Regions from separate parts of the Homo sapiens genome. Here all the other regions are linked to region 2. Evidence: chromatin loops called from intact Hi-C (ENCODE). Cell type or tissue: gastrocnemius medialis. All regions are shown on one strand. Links, peaks and the distances in the headings refer to the core of each region. The heading gives the core; the rest is flanking DNA.

What was found. Hi-C counts contacts between places; a loop is a spot of excess contacts. Peaks named below come from ENCODE experiments on the same cell type or tissue, not always from the same donor. Only the 100,000 strongest peaks of a DNase experiment are listed, where the experiment ranks them.
Region 1: a loop joins it to region 2, with 8 times the contacts of the local background. A loop is called at or near these places in 98 of 110 quality-filtered maps.
Region 3: it touches region 2 in a loop (2.8-fold over the local background); 87 of 110 quality-filtered maps call a loop at or near these places.
Region 4: a loop joins it to region 2, with 9 times the contacts of the local background. A loop is called at or near these places in 66 of 110 quality-filtered maps.
Region 5: it touches region 2 in a loop (2.4-fold over the local background); 3 of 110 quality-filtered maps call a loop at or near these places.

Annotation. Positions count from the first base shown.
Region 1 is chr1:41,265,040-41,271,245 of GRCh38, reverse strand. No RefSeq gene overlaps it. Among named protein-coding and RNA genes, the nearest start is that of SCMH1-DT, 26 kb to the right of the region's middle. RefSeq lists an enhancer at 2,735-3,029. In gastrocnemius medialis, for the core only: CTCF peaks have their summits at 2,690 and 2,904 (motif pointing left); a DNase peak (open chromatin) is centred at 2,885.
Region 2 is chr1:41,414,409-41,420,614 of GRCh38, reverse strand. No RefSeq gene overlaps it. Among named protein-coding and RNA genes, the nearest start is that of FOXO6-AS1, 42 kb to the right of the region's middle. RefSeq lists an enhancer at 1,364-1,658 and a silencer at 1,364-1,658. In gastrocnemius medialis, for the core only: CTCF peaks have their summits at 1,688 and 3,344 (motif pointing right); DNase peaks (open chromatin) are centred at 1,144, 1,574, 1,876, 3,364 and 1 weaker place; H3K27ac peaks cover 2,512 bases.
Region 3 is chr1:41,279,848-41,286,053 of GRCh38, reverse strand. No RefSeq gene overlaps it. Among named protein-coding and RNA genes, the nearest start is that of SCMH1-DT, 41 kb to the right of the region's middle. In gastrocnemius medialis, for the core only: a CTCF peak has its summit at 3,179; no DNase peak of the experiment used is centred there.
Region 4 is chr1:41,320,081-41,326,286 of GRCh38, reverse strand. LOC124904159 (a long non-coding RNA gene) reads right to left here and starts at 3,437. Exons shown (of 2, transcript XR_007066027.1): 1 at 180-3,437. RefSeq lists an enhancer at 3,847-4,106. In gastrocnemius medialis, for the core only: a CTCF peak has its summit at 3,239 (motif pointing left); DNase peaks (open chromatin) are centred at 3,206 and 5,666; H3K27ac peaks cover 15 bases.
Region 5 is chr1:41,493,457-41,499,662 of GRCh38, reverse strand. No RefSeq gene overlaps it. Among named protein-coding and RNA genes, the nearest start is that of EDN2, 12 kb to the right of the region's middle. RefSeq lists silencers at 3,057-3,106, 3,247-3,436 and enhancers at 2,960-3,508, 5,102-5,632. In gastrocnemius medialis, for the core only: no CTCF peak of the experiment used is centred there; DNase peaks (open chromatin) are centred at 702, 2,481, 3,302 and 3,883; H3K4me3 peaks cover 1,118 bases; H3K27ac peaks cover 4,194 bases.

The DNA of each region.
Region 1 (6,206 bases), core at 523-5,522, 150 kb after region 2:
ATTGGTAGGACAACTATGTGGTCTGTTTCACATAGTCTCCCACAGGCCCCACACCAGGGCTGAGCCTCCGTTGGCCACCAGCAGCAAACTGCTCATGTTCAAATCTTTTACTGGCTTTTCTCCTTTCCTTGCCTCACATCTCCACTTCTTCACTGCACTTCCCAAATTAACTACTAGCATCCAAATCCTTCTCTTGGGTCCTGCTTTTGGGATACCCAAACTAAGACAGCAAAATAACCATGGCTCAAGCAAAATACAAGTCCATTTCTCTCTCATGGAATGGTCCAGCACTAGGAAGTTTAAAGCTAAGAGGGCAGTTTCGGCCGGGCGCAGTGGCTCACGGCTATAATCCCAGCACTTTGGGAGGCAGAGGTGGGCGGATCACAAGGTCAGGAGATTGAGACCATCCTGGTTAACACGGTTCACCCTGTCTCTACTAAAAAAAAAAAAATACAAAAAATTAGCCGGGCGCGGTGGCGGGCCCCTGTAATCCCAGCTACTTGGGAGGCTGAGGCAGGAGAATGGTGTGAACCCAGGAGGCGGAGCCTGCAGTGAGCCGAGACGGCACCACTGCACTCCAGCCTTGGGGACAGAGTGAGACTCCGTCTCAAAAAAAAAAAAAAAAAAAAAAGCTAAGAGGGCAGTCTCATAAAAGCCATCAAAACCCAGGCTCCTTCTATCTGACTTCTACCCTATAGTCCAAGATGGCTGCACCAACTCCAGCCACCTCGTGTATTTTTCAGATAGCAGGAAGAAGGCACAAAGAATAGCACACTCCCCTGCTTAAAAGACATTACAAGGAGGTTCCACAAGACTCCTGCTTATACTCATTGTTCAGAACTCAGTTATATGCCCGAATGTAGCTAAGTGGAAGACTCAGAAATTTTTTTTTTTTTTGAGACAGAGTTTTACTCTTGTTGCCCAGGCAGGAGTGCAGTGACGCAGTCTCAGCTCACTGCAACCTCCGCTTCCTGGGTTCAAGTGATTCTCCTGCCTCAGCCTCCCAAGTAGCTGGGATTACAGGCACCCACCACCACACCCAGCTAATTTTTGTATTTTTAGTAGAGAGGGGGTTTCACCATGTTGGCCAGGCTGGTTTCAAACTCCTAACCTCAGATGATCTGCCCACCTCAGCCTCCCAAAGTGCTGGGATTACAGGCATGAGCCACCACGCCCAGCCAAGAAATGTCATTTTTAACCCAAGTAGGCATGTGCCTAGCTGAAAGTTAGAGATTCTATTACTAAGGAAAAAGTGGAATAGACACTGGGAGACAACTGGCATTCTATAGAATGCCAAGCAGTTACGAAACACAGAGTAGAGACTGACAGACTGTTATGTAGGAGTTCCAGAACAGAGGGAGTGCAGGAGAAGCAAGATTACAGAAATAAGGACTGAGAATTGTCCAGAATGAGAGAAAGACATTGCTTAGATTCAAAATGCGCACTCAGTGCTGAACAGAACAAATAAATTTACACCTAGACCCAGTGTAGTGAGACGATAGCACATCAAGAATAAAGAGAAAACATCAAGGCTATTGCAGTAAAAAAAGGCATTACATGTAGAGGAAAAGTAATTACTCATTTATCAACCAGCAAATATGTATTAAGTGCTTTCTTTGAGTCAGGTCTGTTCTAGGGATGGCCATCCAGTCCTGACCTAGACAAATAAGTTTAAATGTCTATCATTTATTATTAAATAGAGATTGAGGCCCTTAGAGAAAAAATACAGCAGAGCAAGGAATAAAAGTGATGGAGGGTGGGAGTGGGTAGGATGTCTTAGGGAAGATGCTCAGGGGAGGCCTCTCTGTAACATTTGAGCTGAGACCTGAATGAAGTGACGCAGCAAGTTATGCACATTTTTGGGGAAGAGCATCCCAAACAGAGGAAAGCAAGTGCCAAGGCCCCGAGGTGGAAATGTACTTGTTATGTTCAAGAAACAGCAAGAAGGCCAGTGATCCAGCAGAGTGAACAGGGGTAGCAGAATAAGCGGGTTGTCTGGAGAAGGCGTCTGAGGCCAGATCTTATGTGTGGAGCCTTGGTGCAGCAGTGCGTTGGTGTCAACTCAGACTGGCTCTGTCTCGATTCTTTACATCCCTTCTCAACTCTGAGCTCAGTGATGTTACCTTGGAAGCTTGAAATTGGCCATGGAGGGAGAATATGCACCACAATTAGCAAATGCTACATATCAGGGCTCTCTGCCTCTGAGAACTGGTTGTTACCAGCACAGCACCGCTCATAGCTGTGGTGAGAAATTCAGACATTGTTCAAATTGGAATCAGAAGCATTGGAGTGTTTTGAACGGCAAAAAGGCAGAATACTGCCACTTGGTTTCCTTCTCACAAGATCACTGTAGAGAACAGAGCCTAGGGTGCAAGAATGGAAGCAGGGAAATGGATTAGGAGGTTGTTGGAGTGGACTGGGTGAAAAAGGAATGGGGACAGTCTAGGAAGGCCATGAGGAGGAGGCAGTTTTAATCTGGTCTTCTATTTTCTGGTACGATCTCCCTTACATCCTGTTTAGCCTCTGTTGATAGACTGATTCCACTGGCTGGGAGGAGCATATTTTCCTGGAAAGAGCATGGGATTTAGAATCAGTGGGCCTGGATCTACTTCTCAATAGTATCCCTTGAGGAAATTATTTAACATCTTTTGAGTCACAGTGTCCTGTGTGTAAAACTGAATACCTGAAAAGGTGGCTGTGAAGACTAAATGAGATAAGGAGTGTAAAATTCCCATTTATCCTTTGGTGGGGCAGAGCGCCCTCATCCTCAGCCCACCAGGGTCCCTCATGTAGACTTCATGCCTAGAAGCAAAAAGAATGAAACTGCCAGGATCAGATTCCCCGGGGCTGGTCGCCGGTCTCTGCCTGTTCCCAGGTGGGCCACCAGCGCCACCTCGTGTCCAGTCTGGGTTCTTGCAGGCCAGCCTTTCCCTGGATGATTTCTTGATCCTGAATCACCTCCATTGCCAGATGGAGCCAACAGTGCATGAAGTGTCCTAACATTCATCGTCTGACCTGCCAACAAAGCATGCTCTCTGCTCTCCTCTGATCCTCCTCTGCATGTCAGTCTCACCTCCACATCCAGATTGTAGAGGGCACACGGCCTGTGTCTTCAGCGTCCATTCCTTTTACTTGAGTAATTACTTTGTGCCACTCATTCTGACATAATCCTTAAGGCAATTATATCCTTATTCCTTTTCTGGAGAAACTGAGGCCAAGACATAGAAAGTGACTTGCTTAAGGTCACTGGGCAAGCAATTGAGGTAAGATTTGATTCCAGGACTTCTCAATGTAAACCCAAGGTTTTTTTCCACAAAAACATCCAGCACAATGTGGGTACCCAGAAGATGCTCAGTGGATCATTTCATTTTTTAGGCTTTTTAAAAGAAGTGAGCAAAAATAACTGAACAGGAGCCAGGGGACCCACCCTCAGGACTCAGATTCAAGCTCTGTCTTTTACAACTTGCTGAATAACCTTGGCTGGATCTGGGTCACTCTGTGGCCTTCAGTACCGCATGAGGAAAGGAAAGGGATTAGACTAGGTGATCCCAAAGTTTCCCTCAGGTCCTGATGTTCAACAATTGCAAAGTTGAGGAGAGGGCTCTAGAAAGGGGTTAAGATTGTGGGCTCTGAGGCCACTGCTTGGGTGAGTCCAGGCTTCACAATAGCTATGAGGCCTTCAGCAAGTTATTTATCTCAGCCTCCGTTTCCTTGTCTGGAAAATGAGGATGATGAGAGTAATCATCTGTACCTCATAGTGTTGCTCAGTTATCTACTAGACCCTCTTAAAACTGTGCTTGGTACATGGTAGGTAATACATTTGTGTTCATTTTTCAAAAATATTGATTCTGGCTGGGCGTGGTGGCTCACTCCTGTAATCCCAGCACTTTGGGAGGCCAAAGAGGACAGATAACTTGAGGTCAAGAGTTCAAGACCAGCCTGATCAATATGGTGAAACCCCGCCCCTACTAAAAATACAAAAATTAACTGGGTGTGGTGGCACGCACCTGTGGTCCCAGCTACTTGGGAGGCTGAGGCATGAGCTCACTTGAACCCAGGAGGCGGAGGTTGCACTGAGCTGAGATCACACCACTGCACTCCAGCCTGGGTGACAGAGTGAGACTCTGTCTCAAAAAATAAATAAACAAATAAATAAATAAAAATAAAAATTCTACCTGCTACCTAATTCTATTTGTTTCAGGTAACATAAAAGTCTTGTGCATTACAAGGTTGGCCACTGGTTAATTCCTGCAAGCTCCTGGACAGTCATGCATCTAGCCACAGATAAGGTCATGTGTTTGATTCCACATAGTATCATCTGGATTACAACATAAATAAAACCTGAAAGTCTTAAGCCAAAATGAGGATCAAAGACCATTGTGTTCTCCTAAATTCCATCATTCAAGATATCCTGGAAATTTCTAAGACTTGGATCCTAAACCAGGCCACTCTGAGCCTCAGTTTTCTCACTTGCAAAACTGGGAATTGGACTGGCTATTTATGAAAGCTGCTATTATGGGCCCGGCACTGTGATAAGCTTTCACACAGCGAAATCAGAGTATAGTGTGCACTGACAAAGGGACAAGGGACCCCTGCCCTCTGATTTGGGTCACTGTACTTCAGGAACTGAGGTTGGGCAGTGGAATGGTGCATCCTCTCTATCCTGTTCCTTGGGATATCTTCCTAAACGGGTAAGTGGGGAGCCTGGAGACCTTGCTAGGTGATGGGACAAATCCCTTCTCCTCTGAGAATCACAGGCCTCTAGGGCAGCCCAGCCCAGCCCAGCCCAGCAGGACTTTCTAGGGTGATGGAGGTATTCAATATCTGTGCTGTCCAATATTGCAGCCACTAGTCACCAGTAGCTTCTGAGCACTGGAAACATGGCTAGTGCAATTGAGGAACAGAATTTTAAATGTATTTACTTTTAGTTAATTTAAATTTACATAGACCGTTGTGGCTACTGGCTATTCTATCGGATAGAGCAGCTCTGAGATATTTGGCTTTGAGAGCATCCTCCTGGAGAGATGAGGTAATTGAGACACAATTGGACTGAGTGGTTTGCTTAAAGGTTTTCAGTGACTCTGTGACAGAATTGAAACCAGAACCTAGGTCCTTCTTATTCCATAACAGGCCTTTTTCCTCACATCACTGCTAGATGTGGAGACATCTAACATTGCTCTACAATAGCACCACACTTTTCTACAGGTAAGTAGTTAACCTTGACTGCAATGCTCTTCCTACCCACAACCATGCTCTTTCTGCTGGGTAAACTCCTACCCATCCTCAAGACCCAATTCAAACATCATGACCTTCTCCCCATTCCTGGCAGTTCCTTGCTCCCTTCCTGTCCTCCTGCAGCATTTTGTCTGGTTAGCTGTCGGAGCACTTACAATGTAATTGTCAATTTATTTATCTCCCCAACTTGACTAGAATTCCCTAAAAGCACAGATGGTTTTTTATTCTTCCTATCTCCAGAACGCAGCACAGGAGTCTGGTCAACAAACGTGTGGAATCAACATACTAAATATACTACAATGTACAGACTCCAAATAAAAGCAGACCTATCCCAGAAGATAAGGGAAGTGTACCAACCAATCAGAATGCCTGGGTTCTGTTTATCATCATGCTAAATTGCTGTGTGACTATGGGTATATTGTGTCCCCTCTTTGGACCTGAGGGGGTTGGACTGTGCCATTTCTAAGTAGGGCAAGCCCCAGCCCCTCTACACTAATGACCCCAAGGGAGTCCTGGCTCAGCAATTTGGGCAGGATGAGATGGAGCCTCTGGGGGAGGTTACTGGGTATGGTGGTGGGCGATGGCCAGCACACTGTGGCCGGCACAGAAGCAGCTGCTTGCTGGACTCAGAGCTGCCAGACATGCAGCTATGTCAGCAGCAAATTCCTAGGCCACTGGGCCGGGAGAGTCCAGGGCCCCCAGAAACAGTAGAGGAAGGACTGAAAGAGCAGCTCAGAGGCCGGGCGTGGTGGCTCATGTCTGTAATCCCAGCACTTTGGGAGGCCGAGGCAGGTGGATTGCCTGAGATCAAGAGTTCGAGACCAGCCTGGCTAACATGGTGAAACCCTGTCTCTACTAAAAATACAAAAAATTAGCCAGGCGTGGGGGCACACACCTGTAGTCCCAGCTACTCGGGAGGCTGAGGGAGGAGAATCACTTGAACCCGGGAGGCGGAGGTTGCAGTGAGCCGA
Region 2 (6,206 bases), core at 676-5,675:
GTGCACCTCGGAATGCTAATGAAGGCGGCCGCTGATGGGGAGAGAGCCAGCCTGGCCTTCCCTCTGAGGCCTGCTGGGAGGGGGCAGGACCTTGCCCACCACTGGGCTGTGTGATTGGGACAAAGCTGGGCCTCACTCTGAGCAGCAGTTTCTTCCTCTGGAGATGGGGCTACTATGTACTACTCAGGAGGGGTAAGTTCAAGTCCTTAAGTGAGGACTTAAAATTCTGTGCGCCCCCATTTTCATCCCTCAGGCAAAGATCTCAGGACTTGTGATAGTGGTTACAGTCAACATTTGCTATGTATGACTGTCTCCATAAGACAGAGTCATGCTCCCCTTCTACTGACGGAACTCAAGAGTCCCTGCTTTGGACAAGGGAGACTGCAGGAAGCTGGATCCAGTCTCAGGTATCGCACCTAGGGATGGTTACAACTTTCCTCATTCTACAGATGGAGACGATACCTGACTCACAACACCCAGGATCGTAATCTCTCTACGCATGTGACCCAGGCCCAGCACCTCCCTATGTGGTGAGGTCACAGCTCTGCCCATGGCCCTGCCTGCTCCCTCAGTGCCAACCTGCCTAGGGAAGAACATAGATCTTAGATCCAGAAAGCCCAACTCTGCACGTACAGCTGAGCAACCAGGAACAAGCCTGCCCCCTCTCTCTGAGCCTCATTTTGCCTGTCTATAAAATGAGGATGATAACTCAGGTAAAACACACACACAGTGCCTGGCACAGAGTAAGTGCCCAACCAAGGTTAGACAGTTTAAAGATCCTCACGAGCCCTTCATGAGATAGGATCTATTACCCCCCATTCTGCAGATAAGTAAACTGAGACTCAGAGAGGTTTAGCAACTTGCCAAAGGTCACAGAGCTAAGCAGCAGAAGGAGCAGGAGCTGGGGCTCAAACCAGGTCGGCTTGTCTCCAAAGGGCTCAGGATGGAAGAGGAGTAGATGGGGCCCCAATCCTGTAGGCAAGAAAAGGAAGAGGGAGGGGTAGAGAAGGGAAGGAGGAGAGAAAACAGAAGGGAGGGCTGTCATTGGCAGAGGACGCCCTGGCAGAGGTGAGGCCAGGTGCAAGCAACTGCCTTAGGCAGAGGTTCAGACCCAACAGGCGCCAGTGGGGGCAGTGCCAGGCTGGCGGTGGACGCCCTCACCCTCGCTCTGTTCTCCAGTGACCTTGCCGGCTCAGCCTGTGCCACCAGCATCCCAATGAGGTTCTGCAGGCAGGAGTTTGGGGTGGCACTCCCACATGACAGGACTCAACAGGTCCTCCCCCTGCTAGGAACAGAGTCAGGGTTCTGCTCTCCTCCCCTGGTGGCCAAGTGCCCCCAGGAGCTCTATTTGGGGCCACAGAGGCAGGAGGTGGGCCTGAGCCCCGAGCAGCCAACAGCCTGAGATGGCCCCCAACCAACCCGGGAGACCTGGGGCACCTGGAGGGTGGGTGGGGCCCACCTACAGCTGCCAGGCTCCCTGCCATTGCCTACGGTCCCCGCCCATCTCTGACAGCTGGGAATTCCTTGGGCATGACAAAGTTGACCGGGCCGGGGCTGGGAGCCTGGCCTGGCAGCCTAGGCAGGGTTCCGGTTACAGCTCTGGATGCAAGCTGGCTGTGAGTCCATGGGCACGTCACTTCCCCTCCCTGGGACTCAGCCTCGCCATGGCCAGCGGTGGCAGTGCTGGCCTAGCTAAAATGACTTTCCAGTGCAGGAAATCTCAGAATCTGGATTCACAGAAGCCAGGGCTTGGAAGGAACCTCAGGCTGTGATTTCCTAATACTGGTGTGCAGCTGACAGTGTCAAAATTACCCTGGGAATGTGTGAAAATGTAGATCTAGGGGATCCCCTCCACCCCCAGCAGAGGAGTAGACTGCGGACCCAGGCACCTGCAGATTTGACAAAAAGCATCCCAGACCCACACTCTCGGAGGGCTTCTTGCCACTTCTGCAGAGGGGAGGCTCTTCCAGAGATGGGATGCCCCAGGATCCCTGAGCCTCCCCACATCTTTGCAGCTTCATCCCCTGGGGCTCCTCAGAAACCTAGAGCCGAGTTCCAGCTTTCACTCCCACCAGCAAACTTTCCGTAGAATTCTCTGCCAGCACCTCTCTGTCTAGGTCCTCTCCACCCAGGCCACAATTACTGGCCACTCCCACTTTCCCTCCCACCCAAAGCAGAAGGCTAGGTTTTTTTGTTTTCTTCTTTTTTAATTGAGGTAAGATTTGCATACAGTAAGGGGCACTATTTTGAAGTGAACAGCTCGATGTATTTCTACCTCTGAACCCTCCGGGTCACTACCCCCCAGGCTAAGCTCTAGACCGTTTCACTCACCCCAGGGAGCTCCCATCAAGACCCCTTGCCTTGCCTCCCACACTGTTCTGAGTCCATCACCATGGATGGGATGTGAGAGGCCTGTTTCTGGAGTGATCTGTGCTTTCAGCCCCTGGAATGCAGGCTCCATGAGGACAGGCTGTCCTACTCCTTGCATTGCCTGGCACCAGGCAGGTGCTGGGAAACTGTGGCCCCCTCCAGTGGCTCCCACTGGCTCCTAGACATTTCCCTTCCGCTTTCTCCCTCACACAGCTCAGACACTGACCCCAGCCACGCCCATATCCAAGCTCACACCCACCCTTGCCCCATGCATTTCCTCCAGCGGTGCTTCCCACTTAGGGTGGGGTGGCCCCTAGCTCCTACCCACTGTGGCCTCCCTCACCCCAGAACACTGCACTCATCGTGTTTTGTCTCCTATGCCCGTCCCACACTGCCTCACACATGCTGGGCTTGACAATCGCACTGCCATCCATTAGTCCTACCATACACCCTCATACTCACACATGTGACCATGGGACAGTCACTCCCCCTCTCTGGGTCTCAGTTTCACCATCTGTAAAGTGACACAATCAGGCTAAGTGCATTCTGTGAGCTCCTTTGGCTCTGAAAATAGCAAGTGTAAATACATATTTGTTAGACAAATAAATAGCCCCAAAGAATGGGTCTTCACTGATAGTGGGATTGTAGCATCTGCTGGAGTCATTTTAGAGGCAGAATTCCAAGTGTGGTGTCAAGAGTGCTGGCTGTGGAGCCAACTGCCTGGGTTAAAACCCTGGGTCTCAACTTTCCCATCTGTAAGATGGGGATAATAGTGGGGCAGGGTGAAGACGAAATAGGAGAGTGCACAGAAGCAGTTGTGGTGCAGAGAAGCCTGGCACTCACCTAGTGCACAGTAGAGTTTAGCTCCTACTGGCATTCCCAGGGCCCAGGGTCACTCAGCAAGCCCTGGAGTCCACACCCGCCCAGGACCAGAGGGCAGAGCAAAATGTGGCAGCAGTTTCTGCCGCATGCCACCAGAGGGCACCATGATGCAGCCAAGTGCGCCAAGGCCTCCCTGACTCACCCCAGGAAGACCACTCCTGAGGGAGGAGGGCAGTGCCAGCCAAAGCCTGCCGGCCAGAAGGACAAGGATGAGCCTCCATCCTCCAGAAGGGCTTCCACCACCACAGCCCTTTCTCCAGAAGATGCCCTACACCACCTCAGCCTGACATTCTGTCCATTTCTATCACAGCCTGTGATCCACAACAGCCTAGAGAACACGGATACTTCCTACCAAAGCCATTAGACCCATTTCACAGATGGGGAAACTGAGGCCCAAGAGAAGGCAAGATCAGCCCCAGGTCATGAGTGAATTTTTGTCTTCCTGTTCAGGCTGGCTTCCCTGCACACCCCCTAAGCATCCGTGGTATGACTCCCAACCGAGGCTGGGGTACCAGCACCTACGCTGCCTCCCTGGCTCCCTGAAGGCTGCAGGAGACAGGGGAAGCCACAAGTGTGAGGGTGGGGAGGCCTCAGCATAAGGGATGGAGAGAGCCAGGGGGGCGGGGGGCAGAGGGAGGCAGAGCAAAGCAACACGGGAAACAGGGCGGGGGCACGAGAGAGATGTGGGAGAGACATTCGGAAGAGACGGGTGGGACAGGAAGAGAGATAGACGGACAGACAGAGAAACCGAACCCTGAGGGAGAAGTGGGGGAGTGAGGGCGGCCGCAGGAGGCAGAGGAAGGGAGAAGGGAGAGCTCCCAGATGCAGGGAGCACACTAGGAAGAGAGATGGGGACAGACACAGAGAGACGGCTGGAAGGGGAAGAGGAAAACCCCTCCCCTCTCAGCCCCACAGCCCCCCACACCCCAGAAGCTTCACCCTTGGCTGGAGGAGGGGACCCTCTTTCCCTGTCCTGGGGGCTAAGCCCAGGCTTGGCACTCGCCCTCTGCTCCGCCCCCACCCAGCAGGTTCCTCAGCCAGACACCTGGGGATGGCGGTTGAGCTGGGCTCCCTGGGGCACCTGAGGCAGACAGGCAGGGTCCCCAAGGCCATGTTGCTAGGAGATGCGGCCCTAGGGCCCCAGCTTATCTCCTGAGCCTCTTCCAGGGCAGGGCTTGGGACTCACCTGGGGCACCAACCTCCCTGAGCTCCCGCCCCACTCAGCCCTGGTGGGCCCCTGCTGGGCATCCTACAGGCCCCTGTGCAGTGAAGAGGCACCCTTCATCCCTCTCCCTAGCCTCCGAAGGCAGAGGGAATGATACTTGGTGAGCACCTGTGGTTTGCCAGGCCTCACCAACTCCCAGCACCCTGTCCTGTCCTGTCCCAGCCACTGGGCCTGGTGTGCTCTTGAGAGACACTAAAACCCAGAGAGGCTGGTTCAAATTTCCACCTGCCTTTTACGAGCTGTGTGACCTTGGGCAAGTCACATACCTCCTCTTCTCCCTCATCTAAGGATGAGATCAGCAACCTCATCTTTAAACAGGGACAGTATCTGCTTCATAGGGTTGTCCAGAGGAGGAAAAGCCACAGTGGGAAGAGGGGACAGGAAAGGCTGGTTTCTATCACTGTTCCTGTCCCTGAGCCTGCAGGGCTGTGGCTGGGGGCACCTCCCAGCACCTCCCCAGTCAGCCCTGTCCTGGCCCTGCTTTGAGCCCAGTGATTCACAGCAGCCTCTAGGGAAAGGGCTGCCCTGACCTCTCCCCAAGGCACTTGGACAGACACAATGAGGGATAAACCCTGGGGCACAGGCAAAGCCACACCCTTGTCCCTCTGTTCTGTTTTAGGGACTCAGGTAAGAGCAACTTACCTCCCAGGCCCTGTTTTAAGCACCTTAGCAAACCCACAAGGGCACCTGGTGCTGGTGTGACCATTATCCCCATAAATGGATGCTCAGAGCTATGCCTCTGCACAAGCTCCCCAACCAGGAATAGAGGGGCTCTGGTGCTTGGACCCAGGCTGACAGCTTCAAGAGCCCCAGCCCTTAACCTCCAGGCCTCAGTACCTGGAAAACCCAGAGAGAGGGTCTCACAGGGAGAAGCAGGAAGGTGGAGGCTGGGCCAGGGCTCCTCCCCGATGCTCCCATCCCAGCTCTAGTGCCTGGCTTGGACATGGCAGGTGAGAGGCCTGGAAGGCAGTGGGAGGACAAGTCCACGGCCAGACTCAAGCTTGATTTATTGTTTGCGCCTTCAGGCTGGCTTGTAAATCTCAGGCTGCAGCACCGGCCAGGCCCCTGGCAGGCCACAGGGGACAACTCCAGGAAGCCTCAGAGCATGCCATCCAGTGGGGGAGACTTCGCTCACCCTGCCCCAGAGCAGTCTCTTGGGGGAGACCCAAGAACTGCCCCAGGCATCACCAGGATACTCTGGAGCTCAAGGACCTGTGGCTATGCCTAGGGTGTCCAGCCCCGAGCCCCTTACCCAGGCCCTCTCCATGCCTTCACTCCACTTTCTCATTCCCCCCAGCCTCAGCAGGGACAGCACATGCAGTGTGGCAGTCGGGGCTGGGTGGGGGGGCTGCTGTTGGCAGCTGTGCCCAGGCCACTCCAACCTGTATGTCTGTCCAGCCATGCCCATGGCTATATGGAGATGGATGCCTGAGGTCAAGGCCCACCTTGTCCTGCTCCAGCCCCATGAACCCTGCAAGTCCCTTGACCTTTCACTTAAAAATTTAACAAGATGAAAGTGGCCAGCATTCACTAGGCAGTCTTGGTCAGAAGTGGTCCTCCACAGATGCCAGCTCCCTTCCTCCTTCCTTCAGGGGCACCAGGCACCCAGCCAGCCTGATCTCCGTTCGCTTCATGAGACACCAGGCCCTTGGCTAGAAGCTCTCTGACTGGGTCCAGGGAGCTAAAAGGAGAGAGAAGCAGAGGGCAGGTGATGTGCCAGCCTGGGGGG
Region 3 (6,206 bases), core at 793-5,792, 130 kb after region 2:
CTCTGCTTCTGTGAGTGATTGTCAGTTCCTGGAAGCACTTTTCCTTCCTCTTCACACCTCCTCCTACTCACTCTCCCTCCTCTTCCCTGTGTCTTCCCCCACCCCACTGGCCCTCAGCTTGTCCTTGGCAGGAGATCTGCCCTCTGAGCTTAGCCCTGGAAGGATATGCTGTCATTTCCAAGGAAGCAGATTCTCAGATGTAGACAGTGCTCAGCCTTGAAAACATAGAAAGGGCTGAGGTTGGTGTTGGCAGTGTTGAAAGGGCTGAGGGTGTTGAATTTAGTACCCCACCCATTTCCCTTCCCTTCCAGATGATACTCCTGCCCGATCCTGCACTGAATTAACAGCAGCAAAAGCCACCCCGCTTCCCAAACAGAACAAAAACCTCCTACAAGCTTGCCACAGTAAGTAAAATTGTGAATATCCAAATAACCATGATTAATAGTAACAGGCAGCTAAGTAGCTGTTTACTGAAGGCTTGAGCACCAAGTACTAAGTCCATGGTCGCACTTATTTCTTGTATCAGCCTTCTAGGTGCGGAGTGTTATATCCATTTCAGAGAAGGAAACTGAAGATTAAAGAGTTCATAGAACTTCCAAATGATGGAGATGGGCCTCAAACTCGGGTCTGCCAGATCTGGATGATTCCTAACCAAGGGCTCCCTAAACTTACACTGCCAAGGTTGCATTCACTAAGCTCCTGCACTGTGCAAGGGCACTTTGACAAGAGAGCCAGAGTATCCACAGGTTGACTGACACCAGGAAAGCAGACACCTCCCTGTGGAAATGGAATACCAGACCTTCCTCTCCCTAGGGCCCTTTGCTCATTCTCTGCCTCCCACCTGAAGAACATTTGCTGCTCGTCTCTGGGACTCTCATCCCTGCCCTGGATCTGGACTTTCCTTCAGCATCTCCTCTTCATGTCACTAGCTTGCTCAGCCTTCCAAATCCCCACTGCAAATCAATTCTTTTGCAGAGAATTATTCTAGTTCCATTTCCCTTCTGGCCCGCTCCAGCCAGACCCAGAGAGCAGTTTGGTACAACCACAATGGTTCATCAAAGTGTTATGCTAAACACAGCTCACTTAATTCCTAAGAGGAATTGTGTTCTCAGTTACTATTTTTTTTCTCCCCACTACACTGAGATAATATCCCCCTAGCTTTTTGAAGACAAAATGTTCTTTTTTTTTTTAAGTGTTCATACTTAGCAAAAGTTTAAGTTGCCAGACTCTATGGGTTCTCCTTTTTTTCTTTAAATAAAAGGGCCTGGGAACTAGTGATTGCCTACTAATCTAATCCAATCCCTCATTTTCACAGACTGGAAAAATGAATCCAAGAGAAGAGGCTTAACTTGTCAAAGAATCAGCTTTATTTGTGAGCTGCACAGACTCTGGGGTCAAAAGACCTGGTTCGAAGCCAGCCCAGCTACTGTGTAGCTGGTAGTTTGCCACAATTAGGAAGTCATCAGATCTGTGAGCCTCAGTTTCCTCATCTACAAAATGGGCTGAGAATCAATTAAAATATTACATGGTTATCACTTTGAAACCATAAAATACTATCAAGTGTTAGCTGTCACCTAATCCTTCAACTTCAAAGCTGGAGCAGAAGCCAAGCCTTCTGACCCATGTCCTGTTATTCCTGTCTTCCTCAGTGTGTTCAAGCAGGACAAGGGTAGGCTGCAGAGTCAGAGACCTGGCTCGGACCCCAGCTCTACTGTTCACAAGCTGTACAACTGTAGGAAGAATAACTCATATCCTCAGTGGTTCTTTATCTGCAAACAGGGGATGATCATAATAAATTCCTGGTTGATAGGATGAACTGAGTTAATATACAGGAAGGGGACTGAGTGGTGCCTATCGCATGGCTGGCTGACAATAAGTGGGTGTTCTCTCCCCTTCCCCTCAATCCTCCAGCTGTCATTCTCTGAATTTCCTCCATGGTGACCAATCTCTTACTTTCTTTGAAGGAAGATTTGATTTTGGAAAGAGCCCAAGGTCCCCGAGAGGCTCATCTGGCCAGGGAGGCAGCCTGTTAGTAATGAAGCCCGGGAAGGAACACCCTTTGGATGTGCAGATGGGCTTCAGCTCTACAGGGGAGGAAGAACTTCTGCAGTGGCTCAGGAGCCAGCTCGGAAGGAGGCCGGTCTCGCTGGGGGGCATGCCGGTCCACCTTGAGGGAAGCAGGTCTGCACCTCCCAAGACAGGTGCCATCAAGTGTGGGCAGCTCCAAGGGGCTGGTTCTGGCCTTGATGACTGCCTCTCAGTTTCGCTGAGCCGGATGTCAGAGCCAGAATGACACATCATCTCGTCCACTCCCTTGTGTTTTTTAAATGAGAGAACTGAAGCCTTTCCTTCCCCCACCTGTCCCCTGATGAACAGAAGGGAAGCTTCAAGTGCTACTCAGAATGTCCACGCTAGAAAGTGACCTTGGGGCTATCCAGCCCAGCCCTCTCCTTCTCCAACCTTCTCTTTCCTGCCCACCCCACTTTACAGATAAGGGAAGCAAGGCCAGAGAGAGAAGAGCCATGGGCCCTATGTAGCGACAGAGCCTCCGAACACCCACGTCTCCTGACCCTTGCGCGGCGTTCTTCCACTGCCCTGGGACACAGCTCTTTATATGAGAAGCAAATGACTGCTCCTTTGGCCTTTCCTGAGAGTGTCCACGGAGCGGGAAGGAGGGCAAGCCCAAAAGGAGATGCCAGAGAGGGGTGGGCCACCAGCTAGGAGAAATTGACCAAAATCAAAGCTGCGGCACTACATGCTGTCTACAGAGGGTCCTGCCAGGGAGCAACTCCTCCGCAGACAGCCCAGCTCCACAGCAGCTATCCCTGCCCCCACGGTGACTGGGCAAGCCCCCCACTCTCTAGCCTTCCACTTCCTCATCTGTGAAAGAGTGGGCGCTACACTGTATACACCCCTGGCCTTCATACCACAACTCCAGGGACTGCAGCCAACATCCCACAGCAGAATCTGGTGGCCAGGGCAGCCAGAGGGCCCTGCATCACTAATCCCCATAGTGCCCATCGGAGGAGCAGCAGGAATCCTCAGTGCAGGCTTTTACCTCAAACTTCCACTTTATTGGGCTTCGGTATCACTTTTGCCCCTCTGTCTCCCCCAGATCTTCCAGCCCCCTTTGGCAGCAGCTGCTGGGAGCTCAGCCTGGGAAAACTGCACCACCTAGGGGCACTCAGCCCCCACTGCAGCCTGGTAGAGGAGGAAGGTGCGATCCAGGGTTCCCCTCTCCTCCCAGAGCTCTCCCAACCCTCCTCTGCCTCGGGGTCCTCACTGTCACCTTGAGAAGGGCGGGCAGAGCAGGGGATTTTGAAGACAGAGAAACTGAAAAGGTGAAGCAGCAATGATGTGTTAGAGTCCAAACCAGAGCTCAGGCCTCCTGATTCCAGCAAGCTTTTTCTACCTCCCATACCAACCTCCAGTCCAAGTGAACATCTGGGTGGAGTGACAGTTGACACGTAAGAGATTAGTAAAGGCCGGGCACGATGGCCTACACCTGTCATCCCAGCACTTTGGGAGGCCAAGGCGGGCAGATCACCTCAGGTCAGGAGTTCGAGACCAACCTGATCAAGATGGTGAAACCCCATCTCTACTAAAAATACAAAAATTAGCCAGGCGTGGTGGCAGGCACCTGTAATCCCAGCTACTCAGGAGGCTGAGGCAGGAGGATCACTTGAGCCCAGGAGGCAGAGGTTGCAGTGAGCGGAGATCGCACCACTGCACTCCAGCCTGGGCGACAGAGCAAGACTCCATCTCTGAGAAAGGCTGGGTGCAGTGGCTCACTCCTGTCATCCCAGCACTTTGGGAGGCTGAGGCAGGAGGATTGCTTGAGGTCAGGAGTTTGAAACCAGTCTGGGCAACATAGTGAGACCTCTGTCTCTATAAAATTTTTTAAATAGTTTTTTAAAAAGAGGCAAGTCTTCAACAATAACTCTTTGGTAGGACAGAGGTCATCTTAAATCACAGAGAGACTTTTTCGTTTGCTTCAATAAGGATTTAGGATGGGACAGGTCTGACAACAGGCAGTGAAGTGGCCTAGTGGAAACACCAGGAGCTTTTTAGGGTTAGGGTTAGGGTTAGGGTTAGGTTTAGGGTTTAGGGTGCCCGACAGACTGGGGACCAAGTCCTGGCTCTATCAAGGACACAGCTGGGCCATCCCTATGTCCCCTCCAGGAACAAGTCCCTGAACTAGCTGCAATGCAGGATTAACTTTCTTACTGGGTTCTTGGGAGGATTATTAACAAATTTTGTGACTCCTGAAACACATGGTTGGTGTCAATAGGTCTGTCCTACATGCCATGGCCGGAACTGTCTCATCTCTTCTCCACTCAGAACCCCCCACAAGCCTCCAAACCCAGGTTAAAAGCCGAAGTCCCCACCATGACCTGCCTTCCTTTACCCCTGCCCCCTCGACAACCTTTCTCCTCCTTCTCCACCCACCAACCTCACTTCCTGCCCTGTCCCCTTCCCACCACCCACCACCCACCACTGGCCTTCTCACTGTTCCTGAACACCCTGGGTGTGGTGTTTGCTGTTCCCTCTGCCTGTAATAACACTTGCATAACCTGCTCCCTCACTGCCTTTGGGTTTTTACTCAAATAGCACCTTCCAAAGGGGTGTTCCCTATCTAAAATTTCAATATCCATCCTCCTCCACATGACTGCTTCTTTCCCCTCAGCCTTTGTGACCATCTCACCTACTACACTGAATGTAATTCACTCATTTATTATCTCCTCCCATTTGATGTGCTCATTGCTGACTTCTTGGCATATAGTGGGAGCTCAGTAAACATTTGTTAAATGTGTGAATGACTATTCAAATAATAATTTTTAAAAGAAAGAAAAAACTCTGACCCCCAATGCCACTTGGAAACTCAGAAGATAGGTAACATGTATGATACTTTTCCATTTACAATATCTTTTCCTGTGAAATAATAAATGTTACCCCAGGACACTGTGAGAAGACAGGGAAGGGATGGCCATGCCCTTCATGGATAAGGAAGTGGAAGCTCTGTGGATCGAAGGACTTCTGCCCGGGTCTTGTCACTGTAAAGGCAAGATCCAGGAGAACCCAGTCTCCAGGCTGAGAGCTGCAGAGCTGTCTTCCCACACTGCAGCTTCCGTGGAGTGGGGGACCTGGAGGTACTTATGCTGAAGCACTTGCTTGAAGTATTGTTCTTTGAATAAGCACAGTATTTAAGTGGCCACCCAGTCAGCTTTTAGAGGGCTATCCCAAGGAACAAGCAGAGCCTTTCTTAACACGCATGAAAGCTGACTGGGCACCAGCTCTTGCCATAGCAAGACCAAGAGACGAATCCAGGGCACAGAATGCCAGACTGATCAAAGCAGCATGGCTAGCCTCCCAGAGCAGAAGCTGCTTCCACCAGAGGAGCCAAGTCACGGAGAAAAGAACAGGGATGCTGAGATTGGATCCCAAATCCATCGGGAAATGGCCTTCCCCCCGGCAGGCCCCATTCCCCAGAGCTCCTCCTGTCTTGCCCAGCTGCAGGATGCTCAGCTCTGTGTGGATATGTTGGCTTGCCCCTCTCCCTAAGCCAGTGCTTCTCGACTAAGAGGAATCTGACAGGGACTATTTGGCAATGTCTGCAGACATCTTTGGTTGTCACAACTATGGGGATGTTACTGGCATCTAGTGGGTAGAGGCCAGAGATGCGGCTACACATCCTACAATGCACAGTGCCCCCAGGAATTATGCAGCCAAAGTGTCAACAGTACTAAGCAGAGAAGCCATGCTCTGGACCATGAGTCCCTGGAGGGGTGAGAAGTGTCAGAGCCTTTTCTACACACCCAGGGCCCAATGTGGCGCCTGTAAAGACACCTGTAAGAGTTTGCTGATGGACACAGGCCAGGTCAGAAGACCTCTTGGTCTGTCCTGACTCTAGGAGTCTATGATTTAAACCCTCTGACTCTACCCTGCAGGCCTCACACTCCTCATTGGCAGGGCTGATGGCCCTGGGGCTGGAGGTCAGGGGCATCTGCAGGAGAAGGGGGTTCCCTGTGGCGCCACATCTCCCTTAGGTTCACAGCCCCCAGCTCTGCCCCCACTCACACCTGTTCTCAGTGGTGATGCTGGGCTTTGGAATGAGACCAACATGAGTTCAAATCTTATCTGTCCGTGCACTCACTCTGTGTGCTCTTGGGAGTCACTTCTCTTCCTCATCTGTAAGCCAGGGGCGT
Region 4 (6,206 bases), core at 768-5,767, 94 kb after region 2:
AAAATGAAATAAAATAAAAAATAAAGAAGAAGAAGAAGTGCCCTTTCAAAGTAAAGTTGTAAGAAGCTTTGAAGCTTCTTCCCAGGCCTCTTGTAATACTCATACTTGGAGATCCAAGCTGCTATGTAGGAAATCCAACCACCCTGAGGCCGCCATGCTGTGAGGGAACCTAAGCTCACCGAGAGGCCACCTGGAGAGGAGAGAAAGATGCCTACTCAGCCTCCAATTGTTACATATCACAGACACCTTTGAGTCACCCCGGCTGAGGCCCCAGACACCGTGGGGCATAGATTAGCCATCTCCACTGTGGTCTGTCCAAATTCCTGACCCTAGAATCATGAGATATAATAACAACAAATTATTGTTTTAAGCCACTACTTATCAGCATAGTTAGCTATGGAGAACTAAATAATTCAGCAGGAGGATTACTCTGGGCTCGTAAAATTAGTTGGGGTATGTTCTCTCGTATATTTTCTGAGAGTTTGTGTATGATTGGTATCATTTATTCCTTAAATATTTGATAGAATTTACCAGTGAAACCATCTGGGTGGGAAATTTTTATATTATAAATTCAATTTCTTTAATAGATATCGTTTTCCAGATTTTCTATTTTCTTTTATGGAATAATCTTCATAAATGCCAATAAATTATATCACTCCCCTTATGAAAGCCCTCAGTGGCTTCCCTCTGCACAAAAAATAAAACCAAAGTCCCTTCCACAACCTATAAGGCTCTTTATGATCTACCTCCTACCTACTTTTCTGATCTCACCTGGAATCACATTTCTAATATTTACAGGGCTGATTCCTTAATATCATTTATTCATTCATCCATTCATTCAGTTTGTTAGTTATTAAGTTAGTTAGTTAGAGATGGGGTCTTGCTCTGTCACCCAGGCTGGAATGTAGTTGCACAATCATAGCTCACTGCAGCCTCAAACTCCTGGGCTCAAGCAATCCTCCTGCCTCAGCCTCCCAAAATGCTGGGACTTAATATCATTTACATTTCAGTCCAGGTGTCACCTCTTTAGGGAAGTCTTTTAGGCCAAGTCAAAATTACCCCCTCAATTGATCTGTTTCATATTATCTATTTAAAAAATTTTATTTCACTTATCATTATCTGACTTTATCTTTATTCTTAGTTAACTCATCTATTATCGCTATGTGTTCACCACACCTTTTAGAATTTCAGGTCCATGTAGGCAGGGACCTTGCTGGTCTTACTCATGGCTGTGTGCTAGGAGCCTAAAACATATGGCCATAGATGGCAGTAACTACATATTTGCTGAATCGTTGGCTTGTTGTGCTGGCCCCCAGCCCTGTGCTCTTCTGTGATCAGTCCCCAGACATGGTTAGCATCAGGTAAAGGAACGGGTAGAGTTTCCAGTGGCCACACCTCCACAGTTTTTTTTGTTTTTTTTTTTCTCCTACCAGTGTCTGACTTCAGCCTGGCTCTCTTTCCCATCACCAGCAGTCAGGAGGCATCTTCAAGGCCATTTAGGAGAAGAGATCCAAGTGTAGCACCTGGACACAAAGCTGTGGCTACTCATTCTAGTTCAGAAGCCTCTGAGTCCATGAGTGTCTTTGAATAAATCACTTCCCCTCTGTCTCTCACCTGACACATTGTAGATGCTCAATCATTCTCCAGTAAAGATCACTTTACTGTGAGATGGACCCACATTTATATAGTTCTAACTTACCCCAATACCCTTGTTATAGATGAGGAAACTGAGGCACAGAGAGGCTAAGTAGCTCCACCAATGCCACAGAGTAAAAAACTGGAAGTGCTGGAGCTCATAGATTTCCCCCTCAATTTATGATCCCACCAACAAGGGCATCAATTTCAGAAATTAACAGCTGCAAATGATGGCATCAAACCGGACGCCGCAGCAGCCGTCCGAAGTGCATCTCCAATTCAGGTTTATCTTCATTAAGCAAGTAATTCATTACCGGGCAGTAAGCATTCACATCAGAGCGAGAATATTAAAAAAGTAATTATATTTTTTCACAGTGCAGCTTTCTGGGTAAATTGTATGCAAATTGCTGTCTAAATCAGGCTGGCAGATCCCGGGCAGGTCTCGGCACCATTTGGGGGAAAATTTGGGAGGTTGGACTAGTCACTCTCTGCCCACTTTAGTGAGTGTCCAGCACAGAGTCTGGCATTGAGACAGAGAAGGTTTAAAAATAATAGCTTCTATTATTTCTTAACTCCATCAAGCCTTGGTTTCCCCATCTGTAAAATGGGGCTTCTCCTAGGACTCAATAAGGGAGTGGAGAGGACAGTCTCCAGCACAGGACCTGCCCGGCATGGATATGGGAGGCAGATGACTTGGGAAATGGCAAGACAACTTCAAGGAGGAACACAGGGTTGTATCAATGAAGCACTGATACCTATGCCCAGAGAGAGGGTCAGGATAGCTGCTGGGGTAGGGCAGGGGGTGCTGGGGTAGGGCAGCGGGCGCTGGTGAGGGACCAGGAGGCCTGACTTTCTTCTCATCCTGACTCAGCCACTAAGTCATGTGTGACCCTAAGTTCTCTGGGCTATGCTTAATGCCCAGCCGTCTTTAACAAGGATAATTACCCACCAGGTGCACAGAACCATCACTGCTCCCAGGTCACACTGACCTCTAACCTGTAGGAACTAGAAGGCCCATGCTGGAAAAGAGGGGCTTGAAGAGCAAAGGCATCAATCCTCTCAGTTTACTGATGGGAAAAAGAAGCCCAGAGAAAGGCATCAGAGACTCAGAGTCACACGCCAGGTAAGTGATGGAGTCAGAACCAGAAACCCAGGCCAGAGCAGCTCCAACATGCACTGTCAGTACCCGTCTTGCAATGGGCACTTACGGCCTGTGTTGGAAGCTGTTGCACATGTTGGAACATGTTGCACATGTGGCTTTATCTCAGGGTTGGGAAGTGATCCCGGGCTTGGGTCTGAGAGAGGTTATTTCCCAACTGAACCTTAGTTTCTCCACTTGTCAAATGAGGCAGTTGGGAGAGACATCGCTATGGACCCCTCCCATGAGACTTACTAGGTAGGATTTTTAATGACATCCTTTCCCTTCCCCCAGGGCAAAAACTCTGAGGAGAGCCAGGACTGCCCAGAGAAATAGGGGCAGAAGCGCTGGGCCTGGCTGAGGGCATCTTTGTGCCAGTTCCCAGCCTTCCTTGCCCACACACTGGCCACCAGCGGCGGTGATGGTTTAGGAAGATGCACAGTGCCCCCTTGTGATGGGGGCCACCTGCTACAGAGCTCCAACAGCCCAGGTCACAGGGCCAAGGCTACCCCAGAGGCCGTCTCCAACACACCCACACAAAGGTACAGCTCCAGCACACAGAGCTGTTGGGGGCTATGGCTATGTCTGGAGCTACAGTCACTAAAAGTCCAGCCAGGCGTGGTAGCTCACACCTGTAACCCCAGCACTTTGGGAAGTGGGCGGATCACCTGAGGTCGGGAGTTCAAGACCAGCCTGACCAACATGGAGAAACCCCATCTCTACTAAAAATACAAAATTAGCTGGGCGTGGTGGCACATGCCTGTAATCCCAGCTACTTAGGAGGCTGAGGCAGGAGAATCGCTTGAACCCGGGAGGCGGAGGTTGCAGTGAGCCAAGATCACACCATTGCACTCCAGCCTGGACAACAAGAGAGAAACTCCATCTCAAAAAAAAAAAAAAAAAGTCCAGCTCCATTCAGACTCACACTTGGGTTGGTACACACAGCTACACCCATGGGACACGAAGACAGGAACAGGTGTCCATACCAGCCTGGCCAGATATGGCTATACCTGACCACACGTTGACACACAGACACCCACAACACCCAGCCACAGTTAAGCCTTGGGTAGTCACCCAGCAGCGGCGCACCACACACACTGCATTACCCCATCACACCCAGACCCAGGCCCCTCTGGAAGAACAGGTGCCTCCTCTCTGACCCAGCTCTTGCTCACAAACCTTCACCTGTGCAGACCGTCAGTTCCTCATTCATGGGGCTACTAAAAAAGTCTTCCTGCCACCCGGGGACAGTCAGTTCCCAGGCTACACACAGAAGCACCTGCTTCTGTGCATGTCCAGACACATGTTGCGGCTGCTTCTATATCAGGGAGGCCCTTCTGTTCTCCTGTCTTGCTCAAGCATCACTTTCGAGCATCCAGTCCTGCAGGGGATTTTAGAGACCAATCAAGGCACAGCTCCTGCCTTCTCCCCACCTTGACATCTCTGAGACACAGCCCCAGCAGCAAGCAACCTCGGGCCTCACCAGTCAGGCCTCCTCCCACACCCTTCTCTGAGGCTGGGTTGGGGTGGGTTTAGGAATGAGCATGGGCTTGTGGAGCTTTCTTCAGGCTGTGAAACCTTCCCAGGCATTGGGAGTTTCCTTTCTGACTGGTCTTTCTTTAACTTATCTTTCTAGAAGAAATGCAAGGCTCCCCTGGAAGCCTTTCCTGACCATGCCTGGTAGCACCGGCCCCTGGGTACAGCCATGGTCAAGTTTGACCCAGGAGTCAGGAGAACCAGGTCGAAATCCTGGCTCCTATTCTAATTTCCTGGGTGACCCTGGGCCCATCTAGTCTTTTTTCTGGGCCTCAATTTCTTCTTCTGCACCATGGGGATGGGGCGGGAGGAGAGCACTAAACTGAGCTTGAAAGGACCCTCCGGTCTTATATTTCTCAAACTGTACTTTCCCCAAAGACCAGGACTGGTGACTGAGGCGCCAGAGCCAGACCCCACTCCCTGGTCACCTGCTCTGATGCTTTCCCCCCACCCTGGGCTGCTGACCACAGACACCCCTGGCAAAGGCAGAGCAGAGCAGTGGAAGGGGCAGCGTCATCGGAATCAGGGACAGCTGCGGGCATGCTGTGCTGCTTGAGGACAGGGTCTGGACCTGCAACTTCTTCGGCAGGGCCTGGTGTGCAGGTGTCACTTAACAAACATTTGCTAAATTGAAACCAATTCACTCCTTCCTAGCTGTGTAGTCTTAAGCAGGCAATTTCGTGTCTCTGAGCTTCACTGTCCTCCAGTGTAAGAGAGAGATACCAGCTCACCCCCTGTTATCTGTAGTCATGAGGATTCCTCAAGACGCTGCATCCCTCCAGAAGGCACTGCTCTCGACCCAGCGGGAGCCCCGCCAACAAGTCTCTCTTCCTCCTTCCCCTTCAAGCCTGCGTTCTCACTTGGCTGGCAGAGAAGTGGGACTCCCTAGAGCCCACCGGCCTTGGGGAAGAAGAGCTTGCCACAGGAACGGATGGGAAGGCGGACAGAGGAGGGGCGCGTGTGCCAGCATCCTGGAAATGAGCTTGGCCGGGTGGCGGCAGCCTGCTTCTCACTCTTGCCACACCGAAGGCCCCATAAGGCTCTGAGCAGGCAGCTGGGGTGGGAGGAAAAGAGGGAGGCAAACCCCTTCACCCACAGATACATGCAATCCTAGCCCCAGAGGTAGGGAGTCACCAAGTGCCCACCAAGGGAAAAGATCTGCTCTGTAGCAACCCCTCAGTCCTTCCCAGAGACATTTGCTCAGTGCCTTTTAAAGCTGTGCATTCCCTGGCCAGGGAGCCCTCTCTCTGCTGAGCTAAGCCTGCTCCCAGGCTGCCTGAGTACATCTGCTCCTTCTGCTCACGACAGCCCAGGACATGCAGACCAGCCAGGTGTCCTGCCCTGGCCTCCACCTCCTAGTCCTCTGCAGGCCAGACAGCAGTGCAGCTGTTACTTCTACCACATGGGTCTGAATCCCTCTCACCCGCTCCGACATGTCCCTGTGTATCTAGGCACATGCACACAGGTACACACACACATGCACTCCTACGGGGCCCCCAGGATCCAGTCCATCCCGGAAGGGCGCAGCCACCCTCCCCTGCACAGGGGCTGCTCCCCCTCCTCTCCTGAGTCTCCACTACTGCAGGACTGCCTTGGAAGACAGAGAGCAGGGGAAGGTAGGGGGCCCTGGAAGGACACGTCTCCCACTGAGAGCCCTTCCTCTTCCCCACCCCCTGCCTTCTGCCACTTTCCTATGTCAGGGCCATGCTGATGACACCAGAGAATCCATCAAATGCCACCCCCATGTCAGGTCATGTCACAACATAATTAAAGCATTAGATCTTTGTGATGAAGCCGTTGCCATCAATTCTGAGAGTGACTGATCCAATCTACAGAAAGGGAAAATTTCTCTCCGCCTGCCACAACTGCCACAGCTGGCTTCCCCTCCCTGAGAAGG
Region 5 (6,206 bases), core at 606-5,605, 79 kb before region 2:
CTTTGAGCCTCAAATAGCCATAACCCTAACCCTAACTTCAAACAGAGAGGCTCAGAGAGGGCCATTTCTCCCGCATTTATCCCTCCAGGGATTGGTATGAGAGTAAATAGGGGAATATGTGGGAAGCTTCCAGCTCTGCTGGGCAAATGGGTTCTCTGCGTTTGATTTCATCCTGACCCCCTTCTTTCAATTCCTCCAACTTCCTCCTGTGGCTGTGAGCTTGACCTGAGAAGGGCCACACCTGGGTACATGACCCTCACATATGCAAGGGCCCTCAGGTATGGGAAACATGCGTGCCTCACCATCATGCATGAGTGCAGGTCCCCACTCACAGGCCCGTGGGGCCCCCAGGAGCTTGTATGTTTCCTCCCACATAGGCCTCCACTGCATGGCACTCATGTGTATCCACACAGCTGTCTGTGTCCACTCTGTGCATACCTGCCAATGCATGCACAGACCTATGCACACACGGACACACGGGCACAGCCATGCACAAGCATGGAGAAGCAGGTGCCTGAAGCTATGTCCCTGCACATCCTGGCCAGCACACACGCTTCCACTCTCAGGGGGCGTCCTAGCCAGGCCTGGCCCCAAGGTGGCCGTCCTCATGGCACAGGAATGCAGACAGCTGGGGATGCTCTGCCAGCGGACGTGATAGAAAGGCCAAGGGGAAACCACACGGGCAGAAACCCAAGCAGGCGTGCCAGGCCAAGGCGGGGCCCGTGAGTGCCAGGAATTGTGTAGTTGCAGGGGGTGGGGCACGTGCAGATACTTGCTTGCTCCAGTCTCTCCTGTCACCCTGTGTCCTCAGAGTCTCTGAGACTTGGAGGTCAAAAGGGCTCAGAGACCATTCTGTACCGGGGGCAGAGGCCAGGTTCTACCTCCCCAGCCATGCTATGTGGCAGGGCTCTGCCGCTCTCTAGGCTACAGTGCGAGATGTTAGGGGCCACACCGAGCAGTCTTCCTTGCTGGGAAATCAGAAGAATCTATGACCACAGAGATTTACAGGAGGAGGACTGGTGTCACTGACTCCAGTCAAGAGAGATGGTAAAGATGATGTGGAAGTCACTATAACACTCCAGGTGCAGGCTTGCGGGGACTCACGCTGACTCATCACTGTGTTCTAAGATGTTTGCATCTACTGACTCCCTGGATGCTCACAAAGGGGAGCTGGCCCCCCAATTATGGATGCAGAATCTGAGGTGCAGAGAAGTGTTGTCCCAGAGCTGGCTGACTTCAGAGCCCAGCAGCTAACCACTGTGCTGTGTGGTCTCTGCCTCCATGCACATTTCACACCCTGGCAGAGAGGTTTGCAAATGAGGCCTCGGTATTGCTGGCAGAATGAAAGACACTCTCCCAAATGCAGGGACCTCTGGCCCCAGACAGGAGAGCAGCCTCCCCATCCCCTACAGCATCAACCTTGCCCAAGGTGCAGCCATGCTATCTATGGGTAAGACCACCACACAGGGAGGAGTCAGGCAGAGCCAATGGTTACGGGGAGGGAGGGGCGGGGGGGCTTCAGCCTCTTCTACCAGTGCCAGTCACAGGGGGCCAGCTGAGGCTGGGTGGAGACCAGGTCAGGGTACCAAGAGAGGACAGACATGAAGGTATGAACAAGGCCATGAAAGATAGGACCTGGTGTAAAGACAGGTCATCCTCTTTAGAGGACATCCATGTCCCCCATATAGAACATGTGGCCTAAGAGGGACAGAAGCCAGAGAGTTCCAGAATACACTGAGTCCCAGGGGCTGGCAAGGACCCCAGTGAGGACCTGCTCAATTGCGGAGTCCCTGAGGCCAAGGGTGACAAAGGTGGCTTCCTGCAAAGGGCCCCCAGGCCAGCTGGGACCCCCATGCTCCAGCCCTGTTTGCTGGGCAGAACTGTGGGCTGCTATGCCCTGGTGTTAGGGATCTTGCAGATGAGGGGGAAGGAAGACAGCATTAAAAAATTCCATCCAATCGCTTGAGCCCAAGAGTTAGAGGCTGCGTGATTCATGATAGCACCACTGCACTTCAGCAGCCTGGGTGACAGAGCGAGACCCAGTCTCTAAAAAAAAAAAAAAAAAAAAAAAAAAATCCCATTCCGAGGAACCTCCCGTCCTAAGCTCAGACTTGGCCATTTAGTCGCTGCCCCCCACCAGGGATGGGGAAGCTAAAATGGAATTCCTCCTGTGAAGATAGAGCAGTCACAGGAGTACCCAAAAGGCAAGTGGTGCCCAAGGCCACACAGGGCAGGAGGGACCCCGACTCCAGCAGCTTCCGCACCCTCTCAGAGCAGCCCGCAGTGGAGCCTCAAGACTCCCCACTCCCTCTGCCAGGGCTGACGGTCGGCAGCGTCCAGCAGCTGTGGGAGCCACCCCGCCATTCCCCAGGAGAAGGGTCTTCACCCATCCAGGAGAAGGGGTGCCCAGTCAAACTGCCCTGGGGCTCTAACTGCCCTGCCAGTCCTCCCGTGGCTGGGGGCAGATGACGTCACCCCCTCTGCACCTGCATTTCCACAGCAGCAATGCCCAGCACTCAGCGTTACCGGTCAGATCCAGACATAGCCTGGCACCCGCAAAAGGCCCTCTGCGTGGCCATCTGGAGTTTGCCAAGACTTCTCAAGGTGGTTACACTCCTTTCCAAAGCACTTTTGGGCTGGAGACCTCGTTACACAGCCCAGGACTCTGGGGAAGAGCAAGACTGCCAGGGTCATCCCATTTCCCACTGGACAGGCCCAGGCCCAGAGAGGGGAGTGGCTTCAGGGAAACACCCCGCAAGCTGGAGGCAGGACTTGGGGGACCCAGCCCCCGCTTCCTTCCCACACCAGCCTCCATGTGGAGAAGGGGTGACGGGCCCCACACGGCCTCCCCAGGGCAGCGTCAGGTCTTGCTGTGGCCGCTCGAGGTCTCCGTGCCTCCCACCAGTCTTTCTGGGGCAGCTCCCCCCCTCCTCCTGGGCAGCCCTCCCCGCAGTTGCTGATTCTTTGCGAGCCACCCAGGGGCTTGGGCGGCCAGGACCACTCAGACCAGACCCCCCCGGCCCGAGGCTTAGGGAGGGTGCCGGAGCTCCCCGGGGACTGCTGGAGTCCGGGCTGGGCTTTCAGGGCCCCCGCAGGGGTCCGGGCCCCAGGGGAAGGCGAGGCGCGGGTGGCCCTGCGGTTCGGAGGTGGGGTTGGGGGCGCACGTGGCCGTACTGCCCGTGCGGTCGTGTCAGGCCCCGCCGCGCCCCGGTCCCAGCACGTTCGTCCGCCGCGCAGGGAACAAAGCGTCCTGCGCATTCCTGCGCGCTGACTCATGGCCGGCACGTAGCGCGCCGCCGCCCCTGCTTTGCCCAAAATTGGTCGGGAGGCGAGGGCGGGCCGAGCGCCGCCGCCTGCAGGTCCGCCGCGGCTGCTCGCGCTCGGGCCCCCAGCCCGAGGATTTCCCAAACACGTCGGAGAGGGAGAGGCAGCTGCAGGAACCGCCCGGCCGTGGGGCCCGTGGCGGGGGGCGAATCCCTGCCGGGGGGCCCCTCTTCTCTTTCAGCCTCATTTTCTCCATCTGCCGAGGGGGCATTTGCCAGGCACGGCTGTAAGGACTTGGTATGAGTTATCTCACCTAAGTCGCACACCTACCCCGAGGAAGGTGCTATTAGCATCACCATTTTAGATGTGGAAACTGAGGCACAAGGCGGTTCCAGGCAGGGAATGAGACATGGACACTGACTTGCTTGAGGTGAGGTGCTAGTCAGCTGCAGAGCAAGGATTTGAACCCGGGCTGTAAGGTTTCAGAATCTACATGTGTCCCCTCAAGTGAGCTGCGCAGCCTGTGGCCCGCAGGGTTCCAGGCTCCCTGCCCTTTGGTGGTTGAGACTGGTCCGTGGGGCTCCGGGATGCGTCCCTTTCTAAGCCTCCATTCTCTTACCCATCAAGTAGGTGCCGGCAGAAGGGGGCCCCCCAGGGGTTGTTGGGAAAATCACAAGTGAGGATCCAAGTATTACTGTCTGGTGGAAGGAAGAGGGAAAGGGTTTAACAAACCTGCGTCCCCAGCACCCTCCGGTGATACGGGCAACACCAAAGTATAGAGAAGGGCGAGCTAAGCCCCGCCGGGCAGGGCCATACTGGGATGGGCCTCCTTAGGGCAGCCAGGCGACTTCCGAGCTGTGAGCTGCCTGTCCCCCACAGGGTAAGCACTTGTCAGAGCTGGAAAATGAGGTAGTGGGAGGGGCCCTGCCCAGGATGTCTCTGCCAGCCTTTCCCCTTTCGCCCTTGCAGCCTGGTTTCAGAGACCGTGGAGTTCTTTGGAGCTGTGGGGTGCTGGGCTCATCAGAGGTCCTCTGACCCTGAGTTTGCAGGAATGAGGCAGCCAGCAGATGGCCTTGTTCTCAGATGCCAAGACAGACTGGGCTGTGGCGTCACCCACCTGGGGCCCTTCTGAGAGTCCAAAGGAACCCACCCCACGCCCACTGGCTGGAGACCACCTGGCCTAGGCCTCAACAGAACAGATGCAAGGCCACTGCCCCCACCCTCACCTTTTCCTCTGACTCCACTTTGAACTCAGGAAAAGGTCAGGTCCTCCGCTTGGTATTCAAGATCCTTGTGGTCTGGCCTCAACCTCCTCTCTTACCACGGAATCCCTCAGGCTGTTCACTCCCTATCCTGGGGTACTTCATGCCCTTTCAGGCCTACCGGCCTTTGCCTGGGCCATCCCTCTACCAGGAATGCGCGCTCCACCTCCACAGCCTCGCTCAAAGTCTCTTTGGCTAGAATGCCCTCCCGAGTCTCCAGGCAGAGGCATCCCTCATTCCTCCGGGGTTCTGCAGGTCCATATTTGTCCCTCCCTTTTGGCCAACAAAGAGCCAAGCACGGAAAGGCCCTACACACTCCCAGCTCCCTCTCCCAGGCAAATAGTGATGCCTTTGGGGTACCTTTCCCCAAATCCCAGCTGGGCCAGAGATCCACAGCCCCAGCCCTGGGCCTGACACAGAGTGGGCTTGGCATGTTTGCTGCATGATGGCAGAAAGCATAGCCGTGGAGCTGAAGACCCTTCTTCTTTACCCCTGGCTGTGTGACCTTGGGCGGCTTATGCAGCCTCTCTGAAGCTCACTCCCAGGCCCTGCCCTCTTCCTAGGGCTGTTTGGAGGACCAGATGAATGAAGGCAAGAAGAGTGCTTGGCACGTGGGCACAGCTCCCCACACAGCTGTCATTCTCACCGGGTCATTATTACAGACCTCCCTTGTGCCTGAGGCCTGGGTTCCAAGGCTGGGTGGCAGGCAATGAACTCAGAAGCATCCACAGCCCCTCGCTGACGCAGGCCGAGGAGGTACCAGGAGAAGCGGTTGCCTTATGGTTATGGGTCAGCCAGGCTCTGGCCCTCCACTCCCCACCCCCAGGTTCCACCCATATCTGAGGCCACGAGGCCTTCCCAGCCCACTCAGGCCCTCTTATCTGGGGAGATAAAGGCCCCCTCCCCTTAGGTGGTGGACATCAGCTGGCTGTTGTGTGACCTTGGACACCCTCAGCCTCTCTGGATCAGCCTTGGGGAGTGCCGGGTGGGGGGCAAGCGGTTGACTCCCAAGGCTCCCAGGCTTAACTTCCAAGTGGCATGGCCGGGGCTCACCCACTGCATCTGGGCCCCAGAGGAATGGCTCTGGCTCTGGCTCTCTTCGCCCCCGCCCCACCCCCACCATATCTGGTACACAGGGTTGGTGGGAACTCTCAGGAACCCTGCGACATCATCCCCTATCTCCTATTGAGAGTCTGAGGCTATTATTTTTATTTGATACATTGGGAAACTGAGGCCCGGTGATTGGAAGGCTCTCACCCAAGGCCACACAGGCAGTGGCCAGGACACTGGGGTGTGGCACTGGGCCAGGGTGGTCGAGGTCAGTCTGCTACAGCCCCCCATTCTCTGGTGGGCTCCTGGCTGGTGATGGCCATCCCCTCTTCCACCTGCCTCTCCCAAGCTTCAGCTATGTGCCAGGGCTTGGACAAGACCATCAGCTTCTGAGATGCTCACATGAACCCATGGGACAGAGTGGAAGCCAAAGCTCAAGGAGCTGTGATTGCTGCCCAGGGCACACATCCTAAGGGGCAGAGTGAGATTCTGTCCCTTTTTCCCCACTCTGCCTCCTATACCAGCTGCCTCCCCAATCTGGCAGGGTTTAGGGGCTCCAGCAACAGAGGCCTTAGAAAGCCTAAAGGGAGACCCTCTGGTCTCACAGATACCCCCTGGCTATGGACAACC